Regions from separate parts of the Homo sapiens genome. Here region 2 is linked to region 1. Evidence: chromatin loops called from intact Hi-C (ENCODE). Cell type or tissue: GM12878. All regions are shown on one strand. Links, peaks and the distances in the headings refer to the core of each region. The heading gives the core; the rest is flanking DNA.

Region 1 (7,082 bases), core at 1,151-6,150:
TGATGGGCAGCTCTGCCTGCAGACCTGGCACGGGATCCACTAGGTGAAGCCAGCTGGACTCCTGAGTCTAGTGGGGACTTGGAGAACTTTTATGTCTAGCTAAAGGATTGTAAATGCACCAAGCAGCACTCTGTGTCTAGCTCAAGGTTTGTAAATGCACCAATCAGCACTCTGTCTAGCTCAAGGTTTATAAACACACCAATCAGCAACACTTGTGTCTAGCTCAAGGTTTGTAAATGCACCAATCAGTGCTCTGTGTCTAGCTAATTTAGCGGGGACTTGTAGAACTTTTACGTCTAGCTAGAGGATTGTAAATACACCAATCAGCACTCTGTGTCTAGCTCAGGGATTGTAAATGCACCAATCAGCACCCTGTCAAAATGGACCAATCAGCTCTCTGTAAAACAGACCAATCAGCTTTCTGTAAAATGGCTGCCTGAGCCAACTGTGGCAACCCACCCTGGTCTCCTTCCACAGTGTGGAAGCTTTGTTCTTTCACTGTTTCCAATAAATCTTCCTGCTGCTCACTGTTTGTGTCCACACTGCCTTTATGGAGCTGTAACACTCACTGCGAAGGTCTGCAGGTTCACTCCTGAGGCCAGCAAGACCACGAACCCACCGGGAGAAACGAGCAACTCCAGATAGGAGGAATGAACAACTCCAGATGTGCCACCTTAAGAGCTGTAACACTCATCACGAAGGTCTGCAGCTTCACTCCTGAAGCCAGCGAGACCTTGAACCCACCAGAAGGAAGAAACTGCGATCACATCCAAACATCAGAAGGAACAAACTCCGGACACACTTTCTTTGAGAACTGTAACATTCATTGCGAGGGTCTGCGGCTTCATTCTTGAAGTCAGTGAGACCAAGAACCCACCAATTCCGGACACACTATGATGTGGCTGCAATTTCCAGCCTATTAGCAAAGTTGTGTAATAACTAGTCAGCTACTTGGAATAGCGATCAGAGTGTATGTGGGAAATCAGAGAAGACTGCATAAAGGCAGTGAGAAGGGAGCTAGCCCTTAAAGATCAGATGGAATGGGTCAGGGCAGAAAACGTGACTGTACTGTCTCTAAGTTATTGAAACCACTCTGGTGCAATTTTGAGAGACAGACCGTGTCACACACCCATGAGTGGGATGCTGACTCAGGTTGGTGCCCATACAATTCTCCAGTAAACTTCTGCTTCCACTGTCTTCGAATGCCATTTGACAATTTCTTCAATCCCTTAAATCTTTTACCTCCTGTCTCCTTTTCTTAGTATAAATGAATGACATTGTTTCTGATTGTTTCATGTTTTTTTGTTCCTGTAGTTAAATTCAGACTTTATATAAAAATACTTTTCTTAGAGTGAAGCACAAGAAATAAGACATTATTTGTTTAGTTGGACATAAGCTACATAATATATTGTTATGTAGTAACAATTCTAATAAGATTATGGAAAGGGCCTACAGAATTGTAAAGAAAATTCATGAAAATCATCAGAAGGGAACACTTAGTAGAGCTTTTGTCAGGTGTTTATTCCTAGACCAATCATACACATCTATGGAAAAAGAAAAAACTTTAGATAAAATAAATGTAGCAGAGTTTATGTTAAAAAAGAACAATTCGCCAGGTGTGGTGGTTCACACCTGTAATTCCAGCACTTTGGGAGGCCAAAGCGGGTGGATCACCTGAGGTCAGGAGTTTGAAACCAGTCTCACCAACATGGAGAAACCCTATCTCTACTAAAAATACAATATTAGCCAAGCGTGGTGGTGCATGCCTGTAATCCCAGCTACTCATGAGGCTGAGGCAGGAGAATCGCTTGAACCTGGGAGGCGTAAGTTGCAGTGAGCTGAGAGCACGCCATTGCGCTCCAGTCAGGGCAACAAGAGCGAAACTCTGTCTCAAAACAAAGAAACAAACAATTCATGAATCAGGCAACACTCAAAATTGCAAAAGGTTCAGAGAGCTTTGTTCCAGCAAGTTTTCACAGGCTGAACGCAGAAGTAAAGTAATTCCTGGCTGGCTGTAGCTAGGCATTTGTCTTATTTGGGTCTGGTCTGGTCTGATCAAAAGCTCCTAATTTTATAACCAATTGGCTGTTTGAATGTTTGTTATTGGTGGAAGCTCTTTTGTTTTGTTTTGAAGTTCTTTTGTTTTATTTCTGTAAGTCAATTACAGGAAATGACTCCAAGTTAAGTTTCAGTTTGCTTAACTAAGAGCTTCTGGTACAAACTATCTCTGTCTAATGGCCCCTTATTTGCTTTAAAAGAATGATGTTACATGTTACAAAAGGATCCACCAGGAGCCTTTCTGTTATAATCACGTGCATTGGGGTTGATTGAAGAAGTCCAAGAAAAGAATGCCTAAGAAGACAAATCTTTTGTGAACTTCACTTACACAAGGTTAACAAAATGCAGACCCTTTTCCACTATATTAGCAGTTTGCCTCCCTCACCCCTGCTGAGTCCTAGCAAAATGACACAATGATTGAGATTATTGCCAAGCCAAAGCGTGAGCTGTGAAGGAAAATCTCCAGCCTCTGCCTAGAAATGAAGCACAGTTCGAATGTCCTTCTCTAACTCTAAACTGCAGCTAATTGCACTGTAGAGCAGTGGCTTTCAGCGCACAGTCCCAGGACAGGCAGCATCACTGTCAGTTGCGTCACCTGAATACATCACCTGAAATTCTCAGACCCTAACCCCAAACTACTGAATCAGAATCTCTAGGGTTGGGCCCAACAACTTGAGCTTTAACAATCTCCCCTAGAAGATTCTGAGATGAGAAGTCTTCCTATTGAAGGTTTTTCTCAATTGAAGGATTCATGGTCTCACGGGCTTCAAGGAATGAAGCCCTGGACCACAGCGGCTAATGTTATAGCTCGATTAGAGAAACGCGCAGACCCAAAGAGTGTGCTGCGGCAAGATTTATTAAAGCGAAAGTGAAAGTAAAGCAAAAGCGAAAGTAAAGCAAAAGCGGAAGTAAAGCAAAAGCGAAAGTAAAGCAAAAGAGAAAGTAAAGCTTCCATGGGGATCCGGAATGGCTGCCGTTTCTGGCTTGGGTGTCTTAGGCTTATGTCCCCTTATGACTCCTCCCCTTTTCCTTTTCCTGTCCTGTAGGATTAGCTTATTTTCTATCCGCTTGTGGGTTGGTGGGCCTGCTTGGTTAAAAACATCAGGCTGCAGCTAGAGCTTAAACTCCCTATATGATTGGTTGAAGTTTCAATGCCTTAGTTTGCAGCTGTGACTCATTTTGGCTTAGAAGAAAGTCCCCTTTGATTGCTTGAAATTTCAATCCCTTAGCTTGCAGCTATGACTCATTTTGGTTTAGGGGAAAGTCCCCTTTCATTGGTTGAAGTTTTAATCCCTTCGCTTGCAGCTATGACTCATTTTGGCTTAGGGGAAAGTCCCTGTTGATTGGGTGAAGTTTCAATCCCGTACCTTGCAGCTATGACTCATTTTGGCTTAGGGGAAAGTCCCCCTGGGGAAGTCCCTGTTGACCCAGGAAGTCCAGCCAACTTAGCCACTTAGTCCCTCAATTCTGATATATGTCAAAGGTTGATCCTACTTTTCTAGACTCTAGAATCTAGAATATTGTTATTTTTTCAACAAGGTCCTGAAATACAAGTCAACTAAAGAAATTTGAATATTAGCAAGAAAAGAGCAGGATTAAATGGATGTTCTAAACTTGTTGAATGAGTGTGCTTCTTATCACACAGGGCATCTGCAAAAGTTTGTTCTCTTTGCTGATTTAAGAAAATCATTCAAATAATTCTGAATTTCATCACTTCTGTTTGCACACATTTGGCTTTACTGCACACCAGTAGCTCAGATTTTCCAGGATGGGAAGATGAAAGATTGGAGACTTAGCCTCAAGAAACTCTTAGTTTGATGTTGAGAGGCAGATGCTGAAGAGAGGAGGCAAAAGACCTAGACAATAATAATTAAATTACAGCAAAATGCCAGCAATAATGGAAATGCCATTAAGGGAGGAGGTGAGAAAAATAAAGTGGCTAATCCTGTTGAGAAGCAGTTCACAGAGGCTTCTCAGAAGAGTTGGCACCTGGTCAGTAAAGAATAATAAGTAGAAGTAAAGTCAACAACATTGGGGGTGGGGGGTGGGGGTTCATTTCAGAAACACGGTAGGCAAAGGAATAAAATTTTAAAACTGGCATTTGAGAGGTAGAGGAAGTAATGTTTCCAGAGAGGAGGCCACAGACTTTTATGGGCTCAAATAACAAAGGCTTTTCCCACCACGCTTATAAGGTTATGCTGAACATGGTAAAAATGCTTCCTTCCTGGACAGGATACTCTGCTGTTCTTATTCCCCTCCTGGGCATATGTCCTAACTAATTTATTCAACACTACCCTTATTGGAGGTTAGTTGTGCATTGAAAGGTGACAGGTTGTTGACCCTGAGGATCCTTAGCAATTAGCAGAAACTCAGTAATCTCAATTCCTCTTGAGTGTCTCTTGATTTCACAGACCAGGAAAGGGCTGAACTCTATTTTCTATATTTCCATAAATGCTTTCTACAGGGCTCTCTTCCAGGTGGTATTGTGGATGGAGTCTGAAGGAGAAGACAAGTTCCAGATAAACCTGACCTTACCTTTTTAGAAAGAGATGGGTGAAAAGAGATGGGGGCACAGAGGTGACTATCCAGACCAGCCCTATGCACTAATAAAAAAATTTTCAAGTAGCTCGGTTTATTCTTCTCTTATTGTTCTTGTAGGGAAGGCATTTAAAATTTTATCTTTGCCATTATCTCACATCTTAACCTTCAGGAAAGGTAACAAGAGTTTTTCACAAATTTGATTCCTTTGAACTACCAAGGCAGACAAAAAAGTAATGATGTGAAATACATATGGTGTCAATGAGAATTGATGGAATATAAATGGCTGAGGATAAGCATGAATACTACTCTCCCTGTCACATACACACACACACACACACACACCACCCCTCAAAAATAGTACTTGAAAGAATATGGTAAACATAAATGTAAATTAACTTAGAGAGAAGACTAGTTACATAAAAATTAAGTGACTTGACTCATATTTCTCTATTAAAATACTCATTAATAGCAATGGCAATCGATTTATTGTTTTGCATAAAGTCATCTAATAATTCATATAAATTCATTTTAATTGTGAATTTCACAATTCTCCCCTTCTTAAGATATTATGGGCATCCTCAGTGTATCAAAGTGTGTATATTCACAGTGCATTTGTCTACTTCATCTCTACTTTCAGCTAAAGATTGGGAGAAAGGAGGAGGTAATGAAATCTGTAAAAGAATCTTGAAAAGTGGAAAACTTTCCACTTTTTCTCCAAACCTGGAGAGAAAATCTGGACGACTTTAAGCCAACCTGAAGGTAACTCCTTCTGCCTGCTTGTGCCCCCACATCCACCCCAGAAGGGCACTTCAGTTTACTTGCTTTCTAAGATTTGACATCACTCTGGCGAGATTCAAAATGTTTATGCTCCGAGCGAGGGAACCTTTTTCATTGTTTGCCAATCTGTGTCAGATTTAATCTAGATCTGTAAACACCAGTGCATTTTCGATTTTGATGCAATTTCCTTTAATTTACCCTACAGAGGAGGCTTTTTGTTGTCGTTGTTTTCTTTCTTTCCTTTTTCTTCCTTTTGGTAATCTAAGAGTAAAAAATCCCTGAACCAATTGGTCAATCGATTAACAAATTAACTGCTAAATAATGGATTGGGCCCTGTCTACATGGTGACAGGGTGCCCAGAATAAAATATGTCTCTACAATACTTCTTTGAACACATGCCTAACAAAGCAACACTTGCTTTTCCTAACTAGTTTACACAAATGCCTAGAAACCAAATAGAAAAACATGGACCGATAATATTTTATCATTCATACAAGCTGAACAGAAATGGGCATTGCATTGAGAAATGAACAAAACTCGTTTTCTCTCGAATTAAATTTTAATGTAGCAGAACTTTACATGATCTTTTGAACATAAATAAATGCAGGAAGGCAACAAATTATTTTCCACTGCTAATTATGCTATTTATACTGAATATGGTGTAAAAGTACATAAGAAATAATGTTACTAAATAGATAAAAATATTAGAGTGAAAGAAATTGGAGGAAGGAGAGGATGACAGAACCATATAATGAAGTTCGTGTTATGTAAGAATTATCCTTCACAATTTTTCAAGTCTTGGGTATTTACTTAACGGCTTTTAGTCTGGAATAATGATGATATGAATAATCATCTGAAGCCAAGGCTGTAGTTTAGAAACCTAGTCAGAAAGGATGTAAGGAAAAAAGAGGGAGCTGTATATTAAAAGGAGGATATTTAGGAATGCTCTTTACTGATAATATTCACATGACTTCTGAAAAGAACATCACAGCAGAGAACAGGTCTCTCTCCCCAACCCACATTCTCCATTCATTTTGGGTTGTTCAGACTGATGGTTTTGAGGCATGTATGTGGATGGATTTAGATTGGAAGCAATTTCCAAATAACCAGTTTGAAGGATTTTCACAAACTAGATTTTTAAGCTGTATTTACACAATGCAAAAATCAGCTGAATGTTGGGGACCCAGGTTGGGAAGCAGTTGGTTGGCTTGGACAACCAGAAATAACCTAAAAAATATTTCCTTCTTTATTAAGTGTGATCCACTTTTATTCAGAAAGTGTTATTGATTGACTATATGCACGACCCTGTTTTGAATGTGTGCTGTTGGGGGCGGTTTGGAACTCATCCTGGAAAATCACTCATAGAATCATATAAAATATATTGGAAGATAAGATAAATGGATATAAATAAATGAGAAACAATACCAGCCAGAATGATCAAGCATTTGATTTTGGTATCGGTTTGATTGTGGTATTGGTAGACTGAGTTAGGGTGGAATGTAAACCATTTTTAGACCAAAACAAATTTGGAATTAAATATTAATTATCAATAATTATTTTTCAAAAGAATAACTAGATTACTTGACAACATTTTATTTTAGTGTGGTTGAAGGGAGTGGAGTGCTAATTAGAAAGTGCAGAGTTTCCAGGCTGAGACTGGGAGGCTGACATCTAGAGAGGACAACCTGGCATTGAGGGTGTCTCTC
Region 2 (7,082 bases), core at 1,443-6,442, 190 kb after region 1:
TTTAAAAAATTCTAAGTTATCCTGTTTATAACATTCTATTATATTTTCATGAATGAGATATTGTCTCACATCCACCAAATATAACTTCCCAAGGCAAAATCTATTCATCAACATATCCTGAGTGCTTGGAACAGTATCTGGCATAGATGCTTTATGCTCCTGCTTAATGAATATTTGTTTCATGAACAAATAAACGATGCTCACTGAAGCATTCAATTATAGTTTCACTGAAGATTTCTTCAGATTCCTGTTTTGTCTCTATTTCTTTTGGTTTGTTATATTGTGTGATTTTCTTTCCTGTCTTTCATTTAAAATTTTACTTAAAGACAAAATAAAACAAATCAATGGTGAACCTTAGATATTATCCATATTTAAGAGTGAGATCCAAATGTGTTGATGAGAAACTATGCATGTCATGGGCAGGGCTAGAATGGCAGACTCTACCACAGTATTATAAGATGGGGACTTGGCTGTCTCATTCTCTTTGTCTTTTCCAATATCTGCACATCTTTTCTCTAGGGCTGGGGGATTTCCTTGTAGAATAATACTTCCAGTCTCCTGCCTAGGGGCAATAGTCCTCACTTTCAATATTCTGGGAGTTTGTGAAGGGAAAACAGCTACAGAAGTGGGGAATACATATGTAGCTTCTTTTGTTTGTTTTTTCAATTCTTTCATTTTTATCACGGCATCTCCATCCCTCACCTTTGCCCGTCTCTGAGGCAAGTACATTGCTGTGCACCCTCTCTCAAGGGTAAACTTTATTTATTCTTCTGAGTGGAGGAGGAGTCTCTTGACAGCATGGACTTTGAATTGGAAACTTTGTCTCAAACTGTTCTTTTAATAAATGCCAAAAAAAGTCCACTCTATTTTCAAACCCAATCTGAAACTCCCAAACTTGACAGTATCTGATACTTCAATTTCTGACTTTTTTTTTTTCCCAGAGTGGATCATATTTCTGTGTTTTATACCATAAAACTAATTATCTTCTCTAACTCTCCAGTCTGCTAAATCAGTTATTACTCATACAACTGTTTAGTCAAAAGTTTTGCTTGCCGTTTTAGTTTGATGTTTTCTCCTGTTAAATTTTCTTTGTTTTTGTGGGCTTATTTTTTTGACAAGTTGCCATTGTAATGGAGTTTCAAGAAAGAAGAGCTACAAATGTATATGTTTTTGTTCCAAAATGTACAATTAAATTATTTTGAACAGAAGGATAGATACAGAGAAAGAAAACTGGAAATACCACAATTTCTTAGAACAGTTCTTCTGTAAACAGCAAGCACACCTGTAAATTATTTTTTGTAGCAGAGTCATTAATATTGTAGGTATATTTCAGGTTTCTTTTTCAGTACTACTACTGCAACTCTGGTGTGTTGAAAGAGTGATCATGCTACCCAAAAAGAATTGTTTTCTCTTTTGTAACCCTTTGCATGTTCTGTGTCCAGTTGAAACTTTCTGGTACTTCTTTTCTTGTTTTAACCTGGGAGACTCTCTTATATACCTTAAATATAGTAAAAATATCATTATATTACACATATGTACCACTGATAGAATTGTTTTAGGTAGCATAGATGGCTAAATTGAACAGCAGAAGTCTTCCCAAATAACTCGCCATTCTCTCTACTCCAATTCACTTTCCAATCTCTAACCCACTAGTTTTCCTACTCACATTTTTGTGCACTTTAGGAATTATTTAACTCTGCTTGTTACATATATTAGATTTATTTATGAAGGTTGAGTGATGGAAAGAGACTTAAAATCAGACAGACCTAGATTTGAACTTGAATTTGGCCTTCCCTGCTAGCCACATGACCTGAAACCAGTTATCTAATGTCTCTGAGCTGCAGTTCTGTAATCCTTAAAATGGGAATAAAGTAGCACACACTTCATTAGGCAGTCATGAAGCATAACGCATGTGATAAACTGAAAGAGTACAGCTTTTTTTCCACATATTTGTTTGCAAGTGATAAATATATAAACCATTAAAAGTTAGAAAAGAGGTCTATATTTTGATGAGCCTTTATACATACTATATTCAAATATTTTAAATTTGAGTAACTAACTGAGCTGACTGAAAAATCTCTAAAAATAAAGACAAGATAATCAGCAGAAAAACAGAATGAAAAGGAAACCTGAAATTGGCAGGTTTGGTGAGGAACAGTCATTTAACTAGGATACCTTCTGACCATAAAGTCTGTTTTTTTTCCTAGTTCAGGCTAAACATTTTATAATATGAATTTAGTTATGTTTCCTGATTATATCTGGCACCCTGAGTGATATAATAAAAAATATCAACAATTTTGTCAATCTCTACCCAGTGCCCTTAACAAACCATGTTCCCCTCAGAAACACAGAGACAATCACAAATACTGCTATTAAGGATTCACATTCTGTGACCTCTAGGGCTTGACCTCTTGGAAATATGCATTGTTCTGGGAATTCAGAGAAGGGAGAGAAATGCAGACTGGAAGATATGAGGTTGCAGATGGGAAGAGGCCTTAAGTAAAGACCGGAAGCATGTCCAGGGTTTGATGGTTTGAGGAGAGTGGGACACATTAAAGAAGGAGAATAGTTTAATTGAAGACCCAGACAGGGGCATGTGGAGAAACATACAGGAGACTGATGATATCAGAGAAAACCACAGCCATGGTTGGACAACTGGAGTTGGCCCCAAAATATCCAAAAGATTTGATTGTAAAATAAAAGTTCAGAGAAGTGAAGTGACTTATTCAAGGTCACAGAGCCAATGAGTAGCCAAGTCATAAATGCATCCTTTAGTCCGGGCCTCTTTTTGATTCTGTGTTCTAAGGTTCCCACGGAGTTTGAGTCAGCATTCTAGGTATTAGGGCAAATACATAGAGGCACACACATTTGATCAATTTTTATAAGAATCGTAAATTCGGAAATCCACACATAGTCAATGCTAGTAACTGTCACCTGGACCTGATATAAAAGCCAGGTCTGAAAATGCAGCCTGAAAATGAGCCTGCTTCAGTCTGGAGTTTTCCATTCACACAGCGAATACAGCCCACATCTAACAGACACCCTGTATGATATGCACATGAGTTGCATATGGATAACTGCACACTGGTTACATGACTTCTCGCTGAGGCCCTGCTTCCCATGGCATTACACTGGGCATCGCTTAGGCCCACAGTACGTCTCATGAATGATTTGCTCCTTGCACTGGTCCATGTCCTGTTCCTTTTTGCTCATAATAAGGTAAAGTGCCCCAGCACATTTTTGTCTCCTACTTATTCCTGTTTCTGTGTTCCATTTCTTGGTTCTAATCTCCATTAAAATAAAGACTAGAAAGGAGAATATCCCCCAAATAATGGGTAGAGTCTTGACATCAGGAATGGTACTCTATACCTAATTGGGCACAAGTCATGACTTGGCTACTAACTGGCTTTGTGACCTTGAACAAGTCACTTTACTTCTCTAACTATACCCAACTGGGCACAAGTCATCATCTACCTTCTTTCTGTTTTCCTGAAATGAGTCACTGTCTTCTCACCTTCTTTGTAAGCTCCTCTATGCAGGAACTGTGCTTTATGCTTTGTCCTCCAACCCACAAAAACACAAATTGCCCAGCCTAAAATTTGGGCATCTAGCATCTAACAACTGTTGATTGATGGGTGGATTGGTTGAAAGCAGAATGAGTATTACTGGCCAAGTAATTATGCTGATGGATGAAGAGAAAGGAAACGAAATTCATTAATGCAAGTATCATTGTAGCCTTCTCTGCAGCAGTTTCCCTATTTTTGTGTATCTTGTTTATCCCCATCTCCCCTGGAATGCCTTGTGTGGTTATCCAAGAATATCTTCCCTACACTTTCTCCCCCTCATGTAAACTCTCACCTCTTTCTTCCCCTGGTACCTCCTGTGCCTTCTCGGGGTTTGAATTCTTAAAAGAGAACATGTAAACATTCTCCTGCAGCCTGCTGCCTGCCAGAGCCAAAGGCGTTGTCAGCGACAAGCCAGCAGCGGCAGCACGGTGCTGGGCTGTGTTTTTGCAAGTACAAGACAGAAAATCCATGTAATTACCTCTGAAGCCTGAGAAGCTGTGCCGCCTGACAGAACAGCATGTGTAGGAAGCACTTTGTCAGGACTCTGCTGACTAATTTCCCACTCCACCTGGGGTTGTGTGTGTGAGTGTGTGTGTAGGCGTGGGTGTGTGTGAACATGCTGGCGTCTGTAAGTCCCACCAGCAGCTCCCTCATATTTAACTCCAAGACTCCAGCCCCTCTCTTATTTACTGGCAATCCCAGCACTGCTTTATCTTAATTCAGAGGAAATCTGGGCTTTGGAAGGCCCTCAAGATAGCCTTACAACATGGCAGGAGGCAGTCTTCCCTTTCCCTGGCATTCAGTGCCGCTGTTCAGAAATAGAGCAAAATCTACTTCCTGCAACACATTGGCCATAAAGAAGTCCAAACCCGGCATTCCTGAAGGTGAGAAAACCAAATCTTCCCAAAGTAGAGTCCCTGCTTCATCCTGAGAAGCTGTAGGACCCAGAGCATCTCAACACGTGCTCTTGGATCTTGCACCCTCATTCATTTAAAGGTGTTGCAAATTAGCTTGAATGTCTAGGTCCACTTTCCAGGGGAAACCTAGACTGAGAGGGAAGTCCCATGGAGTCAAAGAGGAGGGATATAGTTATTCTTTATCTTGCCTTACTACAATTATGAACCTTGGATGATTCTTTACCTCTTGCTGACTGATAACCACATATGATGAGGGGATAATTGAGTGACAGAACTGGGTTCAAAGCATATGGCTGTTAGTGACTACATTGGGGCTTTCCCCACGAAATTGCAATATCTTAAGGTAGAAGGTTTGGTCTTTTTTTCCTCCATCTCTGTATCACCAGCACATGTAACAGTGTTTGGCACACAGTAAGGACACAATAAATATTTGTTGAATGAATGAAAGAATTAATAAATGAACGCATCAAGACAATTCAGCTTTCTAAGTTTCTTTTTTTTTTGACATGTTAAAAAAAGTTCAATAACATTTATTTCCAAGGTTATAGTGTAGTTGAATGGAATAAAACAGTCATGGGACTCTATATAAATAGGCACTACCTTATTTCCCTATCATCAAAAACGAACAGCTTAAGGAACATTTTTCCCCAATTAATGGTTGGCACCCTGAATATGATTCACTCTATGACATGCCTGGAGTTTTGCCATGGACATGTTTGGCATCATGTGGAGAAAGAAATAACCATAAGGGGAAGCTCACACTATTGTGTAGAAACTTGTTTCTCCCTGTAGCCTGACAGATAAGTTCCAAAATCTATAAGAATCCCAGTAGGAATCTAGGAGGCAGGCATACAGCTCAGTGGGCAGCCAGTGTTAAGACTCGCTGCCAGGCCTTCTGGATCCCTTGGTTGCAAATCCCACTCCCCGCAAACAGAGAGGCTGTGCTTTCAATCCATTCCCTTTCCAATTGCCTTGGACGAATAATTTGATGCACAGATTTATAATAAAAGATAGGGAGCTGGAGATGAAACCCTTTACTTGGATATTTGCATTTTATGAGTGTACACCTAAATGTAAAGAATGGGTCAGTATTAGTGACATTTAAGGTATCTGTGAAAAATAAATCTCTGACTGCTTGAGATGTCATAAGGAATGGTCTATCGTACTGTTGTACATTAGCCACCCATCACTGTGCCCGCTACACATGGGCTATCGATGAAGAGTGGGTTTCAATTTTACTCATGAAGCTGGCTTTGCTACCAAGTTCTTTGAGTGGGAATACTCATTGGCTTCAACCTATTGCTTTGATAAACTTTACTTTTTTGGAAACTTTGTGTTTGGAAAGTATGAGCAGTCATATATACACAACATCACTGGTGTTAGATATAGAAGGTGGCTGTAATCAGCCAAACCAGGCCCCAACAATTCCCCATAGAATGTCTGCTAATGTTTTGTCAGCTGAGTTTTATATGACTTAAGCAAAAAGACAGAGCCCCATGAGCAGCATGGCTGGAATTATGAGAGCTAATAATGATAATGATGAATAATTCATAAATGATAAATCTGTGGTGTTTCCTACATAGAGATTTCTCTAAAGGACTTGGGCTGAGAGACTTAGGCAGCAAAGCACTTTCTAAGCATGCAAGGGTTAATGAAGAAATAGAGCAAGACTAACAGGAATTCTTTCTCTGTTGGCCCAGGATTTAGTGCCAGAGGAAGCGGCTTTGCTTTTCTCTCCTGCCCCTGACCCTCAGGCTACCACCTTGATTAATAAACCCAATCATTTCTGACTTGTACATGCTACTGTTCATGCTACCAACTACCCCTTTTGAAAAATCTAACCTAAATAAGAACTTCCATTCCCCCACAGTAAATATTGAAGTTTCTCAAATCTCTAATAATAATAAAAGTTTGTTAGTAAGAAGACTGCTATGGTGTGACTGTGTCCTCCTAAAATTCACATGTTAAAACTGAATCACCAAAGTGATGGTATTAAGAGGTGGGGCTTTTAGCAGCCTTATAAAAGAGGTGGAGAGAACTGTTCACCCCTTCCACCATGTGAGGATACAGCAAGGAAACAGAGCAGCCCTCGACAGACACTGAGTCTGTTGGTACCTTGATCTTGATTTTTCAGTCTCTGGAACTTTAAGATAAATTTCTATTGTTTATTTGCTACCCAGTCTCAAGTATTTTGTAATAGCAGCAAGGATGGACTAAGCACCAAAATTGTGTGGCCCCAAATTTTCAGGGTTTTGTTCTTACATTAACTTGTAAACTGTATTTCTATTATACTTGGCCTAGTTTGAAGAATTGGTCAATAAATTGACTCCCCTTATATCTCTAACAGATATCAGTTTCGTCTTGTTCCAGAAAATTACTTTTCTCTCTCTTGTTTTTGTGAGTTCTAAATAGGGTGTGAGATAAGAATTAAGCCTACAACTGAAAATATTAATTATTTCTGTGTGAAGAGTAAGTGGTAGCTTGAGGATTCATGAGAAGAGAATGAAGCAAAAGAAAGCATAGGATGGGAGAAAGTGTTCATGAAATATCTGGGCAGAAACTGGAAAAATAAGGATCCACATCAACAAAAATGATCTGC

What was found. Hi-C counts contacts between places; a loop is a spot of excess contacts. Peaks named below come from ENCODE experiments on the same cell type or tissue, not always from the same donor. Only the 100,000 strongest peaks of a DNase experiment are listed, where the experiment ranks them.
Region 2: a loop joins it to region 1, with 4 times the contacts of the local background. A loop is called at or near these places in 1 of 110 quality-filtered maps.

The regions. Positions count from the first base shown.
Region 1 is chr18:38,937,307-38,944,388 of GRCh38, reverse strand. No RefSeq gene overlaps it. Among named protein-coding and RNA genes, the nearest start is that of MIR924, 680 kb to the left of the region's middle. RefSeq lists enhancers at 2,901-3,090, 3,141-3,550, 2,801-4,000. In GM12878, for the core only: no CTCF peak of the experiment used is centred there; a DNase peak (open chromatin) is centred at 3,348; H3K4me3 peaks cover 816 bases; H3K27ac peaks cover 1,970 bases.
Region 2 is chr18:38,749,083-38,756,164 of GRCh38, reverse strand. No RefSeq gene overlaps it. Among named protein-coding and RNA genes, the nearest start is that of MIR924, 870 kb to the left of the region's middle. RefSeq lists silencers at 3,476-3,525, 3,955-4,034. In GM12878, for the core only: no CTCF peak of the experiment used is centred there; a DNase peak (open chromatin) is centred at 3,528.